Linked DNA regions of Mus musculus: region 2 is linked to region 1. A link is a contact called in ENCODE POLR2A ChIA-PET data. All regions are on one chromosome and are shown on one strand. Each heading gives the region's core, a stretch centred on a gene start or an enhancer-like site at or near the end of the contact. The rest is flanking DNA. Distances are from core to core; before and after follow the strand shown.

Region 1 (6,290 bases), core at 2,251-4,750:
GTGACAGGTCTGTCAGAGAGTGTTTAACCAAATGGATCTCCTCCTGCTCCAGGTACTCAAGACTCGGCTGACCCTTCGCTTCACTGGCCAGTATAAAGGGCTTCTGGACTGTGCCAGGCAGATCTTGGAACGGGATGGTACCCGAGCCCTATACCGAGGCTACCTGCCCAACATGTTGGGCATCATCCCCTATGCTTGCACCGACCTAGCTGTTTATGAGGTGTGTGTCTCCAGAGGGGAGAACATGGCTTTGGTGGTCAGCCTGTATCTCTCTCTCTCTCTCTCTCTCTCTCTCTCTCTCTCTCTCTCTCTCTCTCTTTGGTTTTTCGAGACAGGGTTTCTCTGTATAGCCCTGGCTGTCCTGGAACTCACTCTCTAGACCAGACTGGCCTCGAACTCAGAAATTTGCCTGCCTCTGCCTCCCAAGTGCTGGGATTAAAGGCGTGAGCCACCATGCCCGGCTCTCTCATTTTATATGTATGAGCACAATGTCGCTGCCTTCAGACACACCAGAAAAAGGCATCAGATCCTATTACAGATGGTTTTGAGTCACCGTGTGGTCGATGGGAACTGAACTCAGGACCTCTGGAAGCGCAGTCAGTGTTCCTTCTCTTAAATCTTGGTTTTTTTAGACTAAGACAGCATTTGGATGCTGGGAACTGAACTTGGGTCTTCTGCAAGGGACAAATGCTTTTGACCTGGGAGCCATCTCTCCAATCCACTGTTTTTGTTTGATCCCGACACCCAGACAGGATTTCTCTGTATAGCCCTGACTGTCCTAAAACCCACTCTATAGACCAGGCTGCCCTCAAACTCAGAGTTCCAAAGCCTGTTGTTTTTTAAGATAGGGTCTCACTATGTAGCCTTGTCTGAACTAGAACTCAGTATGTACATGGAGGCTAGCCTCAAATGTAAAGAGATCCTCCAGCCTCTGCCTCCTACTGCTGAGATTAAAGGTGTGTGCCATCGTGTCCAGCTGGTTTTGATTATGGGATTGGGTTTTAGTATGCAGCCTTGGCTGTCCCTGAACTTGGAGACCCACCAGCCACTGATTCAACACTGGAGGGACTAAGGTGTGCACCACCATGCCTGTCTTGACTCTGAGTCGGTATCAAGAGCATTCTTGCCTCCTTTCGCAGCTACTCCAGTGCCTGTGGCAGAAGTTGGGCAGGGACATGAAGGACCCCAGTGGCCTCGTCAGCCTGTCATCTGTAACACTGTCCACGACCTGTGGCCAGATGGCCAGTTACCCACTGACTTTGGTGCGCACAAGGATGCAGGCTCAAGGTCAGCCTGGCTCCAGGAGCCATTACACATAGCTGTTCCTTGCCTCATTCCAGCTCTCTGTATCTTTTCACCTTTCCCACCAACTTTCAGCCTCTCTATAACCCATTTAGAACACCTTTGCTAAGTACTGAACCCACCAAAGCTTATGCTCACCCCTAATCTAACCCTAGCCCTCAAGTTAACATGCCTATCACCCATCACTTGGAAAGCCAGCCTCAGCTACTTTGAGGCTGGGGCTCAAGGTACAGAGTGTGCCTTATATGCATGGGTTCAATCCCCAGTACCACATGAACTGGGTGTGATAGTGCTGTTATTCCAGTAGGAGGTACATGCAAGGGAATCAAGAGTTCAAAGCTAGCCTCAGCTACATATGGAGTTCTAGGCCAATCTGCACCATATGATACCATGTCAACATACATACATACATATATAACAATAACCAAATGATCTCTACAACATTCCCTCAGTGTGATCAGATCCTTCACAGTGAATCTCACATCATACCCAGTGCTGACCTTGTCTATGTCTATCCCCAGACACTGTGGAGGGCTCCAACCCCACCATGCAGGGAGTCTTCAAGAGGATACTGAGCCAGCAGGGCTGGCCGGGGCTGTACAGAGGCATGACACCCACTTTACTGAAGGTGTTGCCAGCAGGCGGCATCAGCTACCTGGTGTATGAAGCCATGAAGAAAACCCTGGGTGTACAAGTCCTGAGCAGATGACCTGCCCTGAACAAGAAGAGAATGGAAGACCCAGTGTCCCTGAGTCTCAAAAAGCACTCCAAGGCTCAGGCTTTAAGGCCATTTTGGTTTGCAAAAACCACCCAGGACTCGGATTAGAAAAGCGCTGGGAGTCCTCCAATTGGGATTCTGAGTTGGGATTCCAGCCGGGTTTTTGCAGGCTTGTTCAAGAGAAGATGCAGACAATGAATAAAGATAGTTTTGGACGTCTGTGTCTGAGATTAGCTGGTTCTGGGTGGGAGCTGGGAGATGGGGTGTATCGTCTAGGGTGCTTGCCTAGCATTTATGAGATCCTAAGTTCAACCCCCACCCTGACGACTTGGGGATCAGGAGGACCTGAGATTTTGGGGTCCAGGCTAGGAGCTCTAGGGGTCTTGAACTCCGGTAAATGGACCTGGGACTTCTGGGCCCAGGGTGGCAACTGGAAGTTTGGACTCCTGTGGGAACTTGGGGTTCCTTCTTAGTCCAGGGTTGGGAGCAGGAGACTTGGACCCCTGTGGGGGGCCTGGGTCGAGGTTGGGAATAGGCTTGAAGTTTGAGGAGTTGGTGTCATGAGTCTTGGAAGTGAAGGTCCTTTGAGGGAAAATCTTCACCCAATTTCGGGCCACCACTCCCCCCACCCCCCAAGGCTTCGGGCAGGCCACGGGCAAGGCCTCCCCAAGCCAGGCTACTGGGGCGCTGACTTAAGGTCCTGCCCATAGTTCCGGCTGCTGAGCACTACCTCCCACGTCCTCTGCCACTCACTTCTGCTCCCACTAATCCGCTCCTGCCGCCTGGTAGCGGGTTCCACCCCAATGCAGATGCGCTTTCACTGGCTCTCAGCAAGCGGGCACTATTACTTCTGTTACTGCTATTTGTCCACAGAGGGGTCAATCATTGAACGCTTGCCCTTGTCGCTCAGCCATTGGCTCAGAAGTCAGAGGACAAGGATTCTGAGAAAAGTCACGTCCAAATCCAAGCGCATCCTCCAAAATGCTTCGGGGACTGGATCAAATGACTGCCAATCTTAGCAAGCACCGCCTCCTAAGTGTATTCATTAGCTGGTGTTGACGACTATCTTGCCGAGCGCCCGCCCAGCTCATCCCAGAGAATTTTCATAGGCTCCGCCCTCAAGGCCACGTGACTGATCAGAGCCGTCACTCTCATCCTAGAGCCGCCCCGAGAAGGTGGAACTCGCGCTTCATTGGGCCTCCTGACTTCTCGCGTGACTTCCAATTGCCCGCCCAGCGCCAGCAGCCCTGGGCTTATTGAGTCCTATCTTCGTCAGTCACACCGCGCCTCCCGCCCCCTGCATCTTCCGAAGCTCTGACTGGTCGCCCGGATTTACGGCCCACGATTGGCGGGCGTAGAGTGGTAGCCGTATACTACTGGCTGTTCCTCGGCGTCCGTCAAGCCGGTGGCGGGAGGAGGTGCCCCTCTTCCCCCTCCGCGACCCCCCCTCCCCGTCGCCTTCCCAGCCGCTGGCTTCCCATCGTGCTCCGCGGCCGTGTGGAGCGAGGCCTTGTTCCCGCGTTGAGCCGCCGCCGCCTCCGCCTCCTCAGCTTGAAGCCTCCGCACCAAGCCCGTCCCCGCCGCGCCATGTCGGACTACAACACCGGAGGTCCCCCGCCCGGCCCGCCGCCTCCCGCTGGCGGCGGAGGGGGAGCCGCGGGTGCGGGAGGAGGCCCTCCGCCGGGCCCGCCGGGCGCGGGAGACCGGGGCGGCGGAGGCCCTGGCGGCGGCGGCCCGGGTGGAGGAGGCGCGTCCGGGGGCCCCTCACAGCCTCCCGGTGGCGGCGGCCCTGGGATCCGCAAGGACGCCTTCGCCGACGCCGTGCAGCGGGCCCGCCAGGTGAGGGGGCCGCGAGGGCGCGTGCGCGCGCGCGGGGGAGGGGGCAGCGGCGCGCGCGGGGTCGCGGGAGGGTCACGTGGGCGGCGGGCTCGGGGCGGGGAGTCTGGGGCCGTCACGGTGTGAGGGTGACCCTCTGCGTGCGTGTAGTTAAGGGTGCGTTGAAGGGGGGATCTCCGAAAACTAGACTTTGCACTGGACGGTTTCTCTTGGGTACCAGGGCTTGCAGCCTTTGGGGTCCCTGAGACCCACCCCTGTACTTGCACCAGGTCTTCTCTATTAGGAGGGTTGCAGCTTTGGAGTTCCCACGATTTTTTTCCTGGGTGTACTAGAGGATTCCTCTAGGACCCATAAAGGTTGCAGTCTGGGACAGTGTCCCCAAGAGCCACCCCCCGAGCTTGCACCCGTTATTTCCATTCAAGATATAGGGTTTGCATTCTGAGGACCACTCTAAAGTCCAAGACTGTTTGTGATTTGGAGAGGTCTCCTAGTTTTCCAAAGGCCTGAGCTTGAATGTTATGAGGATGTCCCCAAGAATCACTCCTGGGTTTTCACTTAGGCACCCCCTTAGGACCCATGGGGTTCTAGAAACTGAGGCAGATCTGTAAGAGCAATTCCTGAGTTCATGAAGGATGGGGTCAGAGATGCTGTGAGACCCCTCTTTGAACCCTTGGAGTCTTAGGGTCCCCAAGGGCTTCTCAGGGTTTGTAAAGTTGCATCGCAGGATGGTAGGAGACCGCTATTCAGAGACCTGAGGGTTCAGAATATATTAGTTCCCAAGACGGAGTCCTAGGTTTGCACAGGGACTGAGCTTGGCCGTATACTTAGAAAGTGGGGGGGACCCATCTTAGCACACATTTGCACCCGCCCAGAAATTCAACTCCCTTTTAGAGGATCTTGCTTTACACACCATTACTCCTATTTTCAAGTCAAAACAGGTCCCCTGGCCCATTTCTGTACCTTCCCTAGGAAGGGATTTGGTAAGGGGTTGGGAGAGTTCTTTCTGATGAAGAGAGGACCGACCCTTTGTTAGAGAGCCTGGGCTTTGGGATGAGGTGGGGAAGGTGGACACGGGATCCTGCTTTTTACTGTTTGAATTCAAAAGTATTGTCTGTCTTTGGGAACATGCCTTGTTTTGATGACCGCATTTAAGAGTGTTATGTGCTGGTGTGACCTGGCTCAGCCTTGCTCACAACCCCACTCGGGTACATTCTGAGAGTTGGACAGGCCAGGCTTACCACAGATGCTGCTATCCTGGGGTTGTCCCAAGGCCTCCGGCCTAAGGACTGGCTCCTCCCTAGGTGGGAGGACCCATTGAGTTACTGCCCTCTTCATTATCACCTCTGCCTTCCTCCGAGGTGGGATGGGCTTTAGCGTGCCTTTTTTCTGGTCATCCCCCAAATTGTCTTACGAGGCAGCTTCCCGTGGGTAAGTGCTGTCAGTTGAGATGACACTCCCTGTCAAGGGTAAGCACAATTTTTTTTTTTGTTTTTTATAATAGCATAGGCCAGATCCTGAGTTCAGGATTTGGAGTGTGTTTGATGACTTAGGGGTGATGTATATATGTTCTCTGTGTACTTGAAACTCAGTGTGTGCCCCAAAGGGGCTTTTGTTTTGGTCATACTGGGATGTCAGGTGCCTTGAAGGTAGAAACTTGGCTGAGATTTCTCAGGATGATTTTGTAAAGATGTCCAGGGTAAAAGACAGGAAGGTTGTAGGGACCACATTGAAATCCTGTTTGCTGTCCAGGCCACTTGTGGGGGTGGTCCAGGAATCCCTGTCTTCCTTGGCTGCTGTTCCTTTTGCACTTGTGGTCACAGATCCTGACTGTAATGGGGACAGGGAGCCTATAGTTCTTAGAAAACTTGGGAGACATTCATAAAAGCTTCTAGAGTGTCTATGTCTGTGCCCACACTCCTCAAAATCAGGGAGAGCCACTCCAGGCCAAAGCTGGAGATAAACTTGAGAGTTGCTTGGGATGGTAACTCATCTATATTTCTACCTCACCCTAGATTGCAGCCAAAATCGGAGGTGATGCTGCTACCACCGTGAATAACAACACTCCTGATTTTGGCTTTGGGGGCCAAAAGAGACAGCTGGAAGATGGAGGTAACTGCTGGTGGCGGCGGCGGCGGCGGCAGTAACAGCAGCTGGCTCTCACCTGAGAGGGAGGCCTGGGGCTAAGAGTAGCATTTTGTCCCAGTGGGACTTCAAGACAGGGGAGCCAGCCCAGCTTTTTGTCCCATCTGCCACCCTTAAGTATCAGATAGCTAGCACCAGGCAGAGGTGGTGCACACCTTTAATCCCAGCACTTGGGAGGCAAAGGCAGGCAGATTTCTGAGTTCCAAGACAGGCAGGGTTCTACAGAGAAACCCTGTCTCGGAAAACCAGAAAGAGCCGGGTGGTGGTGGCACACGCCTTTAATCCCAGCACT
Region 2 (6,463 bases), core at 2,168-4,667, 250 kb before region 1:
TTGGTACATTTCCCTCCTTTAGAATATCATGTGATAAGACACGAGCATCTGTATCCCACTCCCACAGTTCCCAAAACCAAGGGCAGGGCTTGTCCTGAATAGTCACTGTTTGATGGATGGGTAGGCGGGGTAAAAGAATAAATGAATAGGAGAACAGGTGAATGAATAGATCGGTGCGTGAGTAAGTGGATGGATGAGTGGATAGACAGGTATACAGGTGGATGGATGGATGGATGGACAGATGGATGGATAGGTCAGCCTTGACTATGACACACAAGGGTAAAAGCTCATCCTTAAGTGTAGCTGGTGAATAGGTGGGTGGAGAAATAGGTAGATGTATAAATGGGTGGGTGGGTAGGTGGGTGGATGGATGGATACATGGATGGATGGATGGATGGATGGATGGATGGATGGATGGATGGCATAAAGTGTGTGTGTGTGTGTGTGTGTGTGTGTGTGTGTGTTGTTTTTGGTTTTTTGGTTTTTGGTTTTTTGGTTTTTTTTTGTTTTGGTTTTTTTTTTTTTTTGCACCAGATGTATAAAGTGAGTACAGGACCATTCTGAGATATGATTGATGGGGAGATTTTATTGTTGGTATGAGGAAGAATACAGCCAGAAGCATCTATGAGAGTACATATCATGAGAGAAAATAGCAGACTGAGTATGGCCAGCAGAATGGACCAGGCCACAGTGGGAGGGGGGAGAGCAAGAGAGGAGAGAGGGCCAAGAGTGCAGAGGGCACACAGTCAAAATGGCAGGGTTGTATAGGAAGAAGAAACTGGGGAAGGCTAACCCAGAAGCTGGTGATGTCTAGAAAAGGGAATGGGGTGAGAAGAACAGACTAGCCACAGGCACTGAGTAAATCTGGGCACCAGCATATGGATTGGTATGCTAATAGGCACTACAGTGAGCCATTTGTCCCAAGTTTCTTTTGGACCTGATAACTGGCTGGCTGGCTGGCTGGCTGGCTGAATAGATAGATGGATGGGTGGATGGATGGAGGATGGACAGATAGACTGGTGGGCAGATGGATGAATGGACAAATGAATGAGTGGGTGGGTGGGTAGACATACAGGTGGACAGATAGACAGATGGACAGATGGATGGGTGGATGGACGGACAGACGGACGGATGGACGGATGGATGGATAGATGGATGGGTTGGTAGATGGGCGAGTTGGTAGTATATAAATTATTTCTTCCCTATTTGCTGGACAAAGGAGAGAGATAGGGAAACGAAGGAACTATTCTTTCATTCCGACCTCTACGACTTTATCTCTCCTGTTTCCCAGTCAGTGGCTCCTTTCCTTTTTCTTTCTGCCTTCCCTTGGGGTACCTCCTCTGGCATATTGTAAATAGCCTGCTGATTCTCACCTACATCTCCACCAGATGTAGGATTTCCAAGAAAGTCAGAGAGACCAGAGGCCAGAAGTTACCAAGAAGATAGATGGGGGAAAATGAGGATGAACACTGGCCCAGCCTGAGGCTTCATACAGCTGGACATAGAGAGCCAGAGCAATGAGAAAACTCCTATTGATTCTTCAGAACCCAGCTTAAATACCCCTTCGTACATAAGACCTAATTCTCTCAAGCAGTGAATGTCCTTACATCCCTAGAGAACAAGAGCCTGTGATGCATCTTCTTCTGTCTCACTGAGTTTAAGAACTCTTTGGGGGCCAGAGCCAAGTTCCCAACATTGCTTGACACACACTAAGGCTGCTGTTGGGACACAGCTAGTCCTCTGGGGATTAACACCATGAACACCTGTCCTTCAGAAAAGTCAACCTTAGTTACAATACACAGGGGGGTGGAAGGCCATCCTTGACTCTAACCGTTTTCCCAACAGCTGTGATTGCCACATCATTGGGCACCCTGAGTCCCGCCAGAGCTGGGGCCCAAGAGTCCCATAGCTACTTCCTCAAGCCCTGAAAGCTACTGAAGTTCAAGCAAATGTAGGCAAATCTCTGCTGACCCCTAGCCAGCCAGAGGGACGGTCCATGGGGGACAGTGGGTGCTCTGTTCCCTACTTCCTTCAGAGGACTCACAACAGCTTCAGAGACTGCTGGCTCACTGACAACCCCAGAAATACCCTGGAGACTGCAGCAGGCCATTCTTAAAGTAACTCCCGTCTTCAACTCCATGGGACCCCTCGCATGAAGGGAAGAAACTAGGCTCTGACCCCGTTGCTCATCATTTCTAGGGACAGCCTCCTGGGACTTGGAAAAACAGGCTGTACAGGACTGGCAGACTGAGAGCAAGAGGACAGACAGACAGACAGATGCCCCCTACACCAAGGATGTGTCCTTCAGACCCCATGGCAAGGCCATGTTCCCTTAGATACAACTCATGTCCCTCACACCCCACGGTAAGGCTGTGGATCCCTTTGACTTGAACCTATACCTTTCATTTCTAGGGCTATCAGCCCTCCCCCCGAAACCCAGCATCCCTGGGGAAGCAGAGAAAAGAGTACAAAGCCACCAGTCACCTTTCACCACCACCCCAGCCACATTCAAATAAGGATTTGAATACATTTTCTAGGCTCACCGGGGCATAGTCTGACCATGCCTCCACTTGAAACACGGAGAGTGCACAGATGTCAAACTCAGGGACACCCAGGGCCTTGTTAGGACCCTAGGCCTGGGCCCTGCACTTCAATGGGCCCTTCCCGAAATAGGTAGAGTTGGGATGCCACAGGGTCTCGCATTGCAGCCCCCAACACTCCACGCCACACAGCACAAAGCCCTGGCAGGAAATGGAGGTGAAGGAAGATGTGAGGAGGAGGGGGGCAGAAGAGGTGGAAGAGGAGGAGCCACCGGTGGGGGAGAAACTGAAGGCCTCTCTCTCTTGAATCTGGTTCTCCAACCTCATGCACCCTCTTGGCTAACTACGAGGCAACAAGATACCTCTTAGGACCCCTTTAAATGGATCTCAACAGAGTCAGCTGGGGGCGGGGCGGGATAGGGAGATTTCCCCCTAAATTTGCTGGGACAGCTGCAAGCCAACCAAGAGTGTACAAACCCACCCAGAGCTCCGTTCTGCTCGACACCTCTCCATAGCCAGAGCCGGGCCTACCAGCCTTTATCCAGTCGGGCCCTAGCATCACCCAGCAGACTCACCTGGGACATCTGGGGCCGCAAGTTAACCTCGCGAAGATTAATGGCCTGGGGAAGCAGGTTGTTAAGCAATTGGCACAAGAGGACACCGTCCCGCAGTGCCTGTGCCAGCTCACACACCTGGGCCCCCTCCCAGGTCACACGGTGGCTGGGAGGCAGCACCCGACACTGGATCAGCCAGTGGGTGCACTGTCGCCAGAGCTCCATGGTGGCTGCCGGCCTCTCACTTGGCCCCTCGGGGAGGCCCCGTGCACCCTCGTTCCTTCACCACCGCCGCCGCCTGCCCCAGTGGGGACAACTACAACACCACTTCCTCTTCTGTGACTGTAACTGTCGCCCCGGGGTGGGGGTGGGGAGGAGCTGTGGGGCGGAGGGGGAGCAGCATCTGCAGTTACGCCCTCACAGCTTCCACTCACTGGTGTGACCTCGTCTTTCTCCACCTACACTGAGCAGACCTGGGCACCTGCTGAACTAAGGTGCCACTATCTCATCCAGCCGTAGGCACCTAGGCTGTCACCTCCTGTCTCCTCCTGGTCCCCAGTCTACGGCCCTGATCTCTCACAGCCTTTTGCCCCTGCAGCAGCCAAAAGGGACCACTGAACACTGAGTCAAGTCTCAACCATTCTTCCACCACCCATAACCCTCCTGGTTCAACCTTGCTTTGGGGCCAAAACTCATGTCTTTCCTGCACCCCACAAGGCCCTGTTCACCCTGCCCCAACCCCTGCCAGCCTCTTCTCCTCTCTCTGTTCTTCACTCCCTGACCTCCATCCTGCCCCAGGGCCTTTGCACTTGTGCCCACCACCTGACAGAAGACACTAATTCACTCCATCACTTCTTACATGTTACTTTTTGATTACTGAGTGCTCAGCCATAGATGGGACATCTATACCACCACCAGCCCGAGGCTCAAGGGAGAAGGAACAGAAAGTCGGTAAGAGTCGGGGGCGGGGGATGTGAAATGCTATCTCCAGGGCATACCCATGGCCACTACGCTCATGAACTCCGTGCAGTTATGGTGGCAGCACAAGACAAAGCCAGGAGGGAGCCAACATGCCCACAGGCAGCAGTAATGGATGCAAAGGGTTACAAAAGAGCAAGAAAGTGGGGATAAGGTAAAGAGAGTCCACTCTCATTCGGAGTCAGAGGGGAGTTGAGGGTGGGTAGGACGAAGATAGGTTGTTAACATGTAGGAAACTGCCAACAAATAGAACTATAATAAACATTAGAAAATATATTCTACTTTGAAAGCCATTTCACTTTTATTACATATATATATGTGTGTGTGTGTATATATATACATATGTATGTGTGTATGTGTGAAGGTACATGTGGGGCACAGTACATGTGTGGAGGTCAAAGGTTAACATGGGGGAGTAGGTCCTCTTTTTTTTTTTTTTAAAGATTTATTTATTTATTTATTTATTATATGTAAGTACATTGTAGCTGTCTTCAGACACTTCAGAAGAGGGGGTCAGATCTTGTTACGGATGGTTGTGAGCCACCATGTGGTTGCTGGGATTTGAACTCTGGACCTTCGGAAGAGCAGTCAGGTGCTCTAACCCACTGAGCCATCTCACCAGCCCAAGGGAGTAGGTCCTCTTTCCACCATGCAAGCCCCAACGATTGAGCTCAGATCATTAGGCTTGGTAGCAATCACCTTTGCCCACAGAGCCCTCTCACCCTCACCACCCACTTTTCCTTTTTTCTTTAAAACTTGTATGTGTGTGTGTGAGAAAGAGAGAGAGAGAGAGAGAGAGAGAGAGAGAGAGAGAGAGAGAGAGAGAACACTATGGCGTGTGTGTTGAGGTGGCAGGACAGCCTCAGTGTAGACCCTCTCTTCCACATACTTAACATAGAGTCTCTCTTACTCCTGGGCTAACTGCTCCTGGCTAGCTGAACTTCCAGAATTGTCTCTGCCCCCATCTCGTCTTAGGAGCACTGAGATTAAAGAGCACAGACTACCTCCTCCTGCTTTAATTGTGCCCTAGGGATTTGAACTCTTGTCCTCTCATTTGAGTAGCAAGCATTTGACTGAACCATCTCCCCAGCCCCCAAATGTCATTTTTTTTCCCTTAAGTCTTCCTAAATTTTAAGCCACAGCCCTCCTCCACCCTTAATTATCATACTATAAGCCCACCTTCCCTGCTGTGAGTTCTCGTCCGAGTCAAGGTCACCAGTGCCCTTCCCTGTCATTTATTAGTTGATTTGTCTAACAAATATGTACTGCTTTCCTGACCATAGCTTCTCAGGAACTAAAATTACCTTGGCAAGCAAGCCTCTCCCTGACTAACCCACCAGATTCCAAGCCGCTTCCTTAGCACCCCACCTTTTATCCTTATGGCCTCTAGGCGGCGCTAAACGGCTTCACTGGACCAGCTTGAGTCTCATTTACGCACTGAGGATATGGGTAGGGGTGGGCACAACCTGAAAACCCTCCCGTTTTGCAACCTTACAGGCGAGGACAATTTCTATCCCCTATTTTTGGCGTCTGTGACTTCCTACGCGTCCTCTCCCTCTTCTCTAAACCGGGTAACAATTTGTTTTCTTTGCACGCAGTTAGGGTAGGAAGGCCAGGCAGTGAAAACAAAACAAAAACGAGAGGCAGCTGGAGAGCGCCCACTAGGTTTCTAGATTCGAATTCCATCTCCACCACTTCCAAGCTGAGGTACATTTGCACGAATGGCTTAGTTCCTCTCGTCTCGTGCTTCGATCTCTCCATAGAGAAAATGGGGGTGAATGGTACACGTCTCATTCCTAGGAGGATGTAACTGAAAACTGAGCCGTTGAGACAAGAGAAGGCAAGCCGAATTGTCTTGGTTTACCGTAGGAGTTTAATGAGGGCTGCCTCTATTATATAGAATACTTTACTAAAGTCTCATGTAGAGCTCAGACTGACCTTGAACTTCGTGATGTATCTAAGGCTGACGCTGAAATCCTGATTCCTGCGTGCTGGGCCAGTGTACAAACGTGGCCTTTGAATAAACGTAGTATTGCCTCTCTTGCCGCAAATTCCCAACCCTCGACTTCCTCTAACTCTTCTCCAGCCATCAGGATACAGCCCCACCCCCAACCTGAGAAAAGATTCCCTCTTTCCTCGTCCTGGTCCCAAAATCCAGCCCGATCCCGTCTTTAGCGGGAGGCTGTCGCCTTTCTCACAATTCCAAACCGGGGCGGGGGCGGGCCTGGAGGAAGCTGCAGGTTTGACGCCACAGCCCCAGAGCTGCCCTGAACCGACTTGAATCCCTGGGGATTTGGAGAGACAGCCTCAACTCGTTCAGGGAGACATGGCATGTAGTAAAAGTCATTCCAGAGCTTGAGGCTGGCCCTCAGTGGGCAGGGCGCTCTCTCA

What was found. ChIA-PET counts read pairs that join two places held with the same protein, here RNA polymerase II (POLR2A).
Region 2: POLR2A ChIA-PET joins it to region 1 with 12 read pairs in embryonic stem cell. The contact joins the promoter of Vav1 here to the promoter of Khsrp in region 1. POLR2A ChIA-PET finds 5 or more read pairs at or near these places in 3 of 5 experiments (Patski and embryonic stem cell).

Annotation. Positions count from the first base shown.
Region 1 is chr17:57,028,717-57,035,006 of GRCm38, reverse strand. It overlaps Khsrp (KH-type splicing regulatory protein), which reads left to right and starts at 3,500. Exons shown (of 18, transcript NM_010613.3): 1 at 3,500-3,859; 2 at 5,869-5,965. The coding sequence starts at 3,608. Slc25a41 (solute carrier family 25, member 41) reads left to right here. Exons shown (of 7, transcript NM_175333.3): 5 at 53-220; 6 at 1,140-1,287; 7 at 1,824-2,235. The coding sequence ends at 2,011.
Region 2 is chr17:57,276,054-57,282,516 of GRCm38, reverse strand. Vav1 (vav 1 oncogene) reads right to left here and starts at 3,417. Exons shown (of 27, transcript NM_011691.4): 1 at 3,116-3,417. The coding sequence starts at 3,319.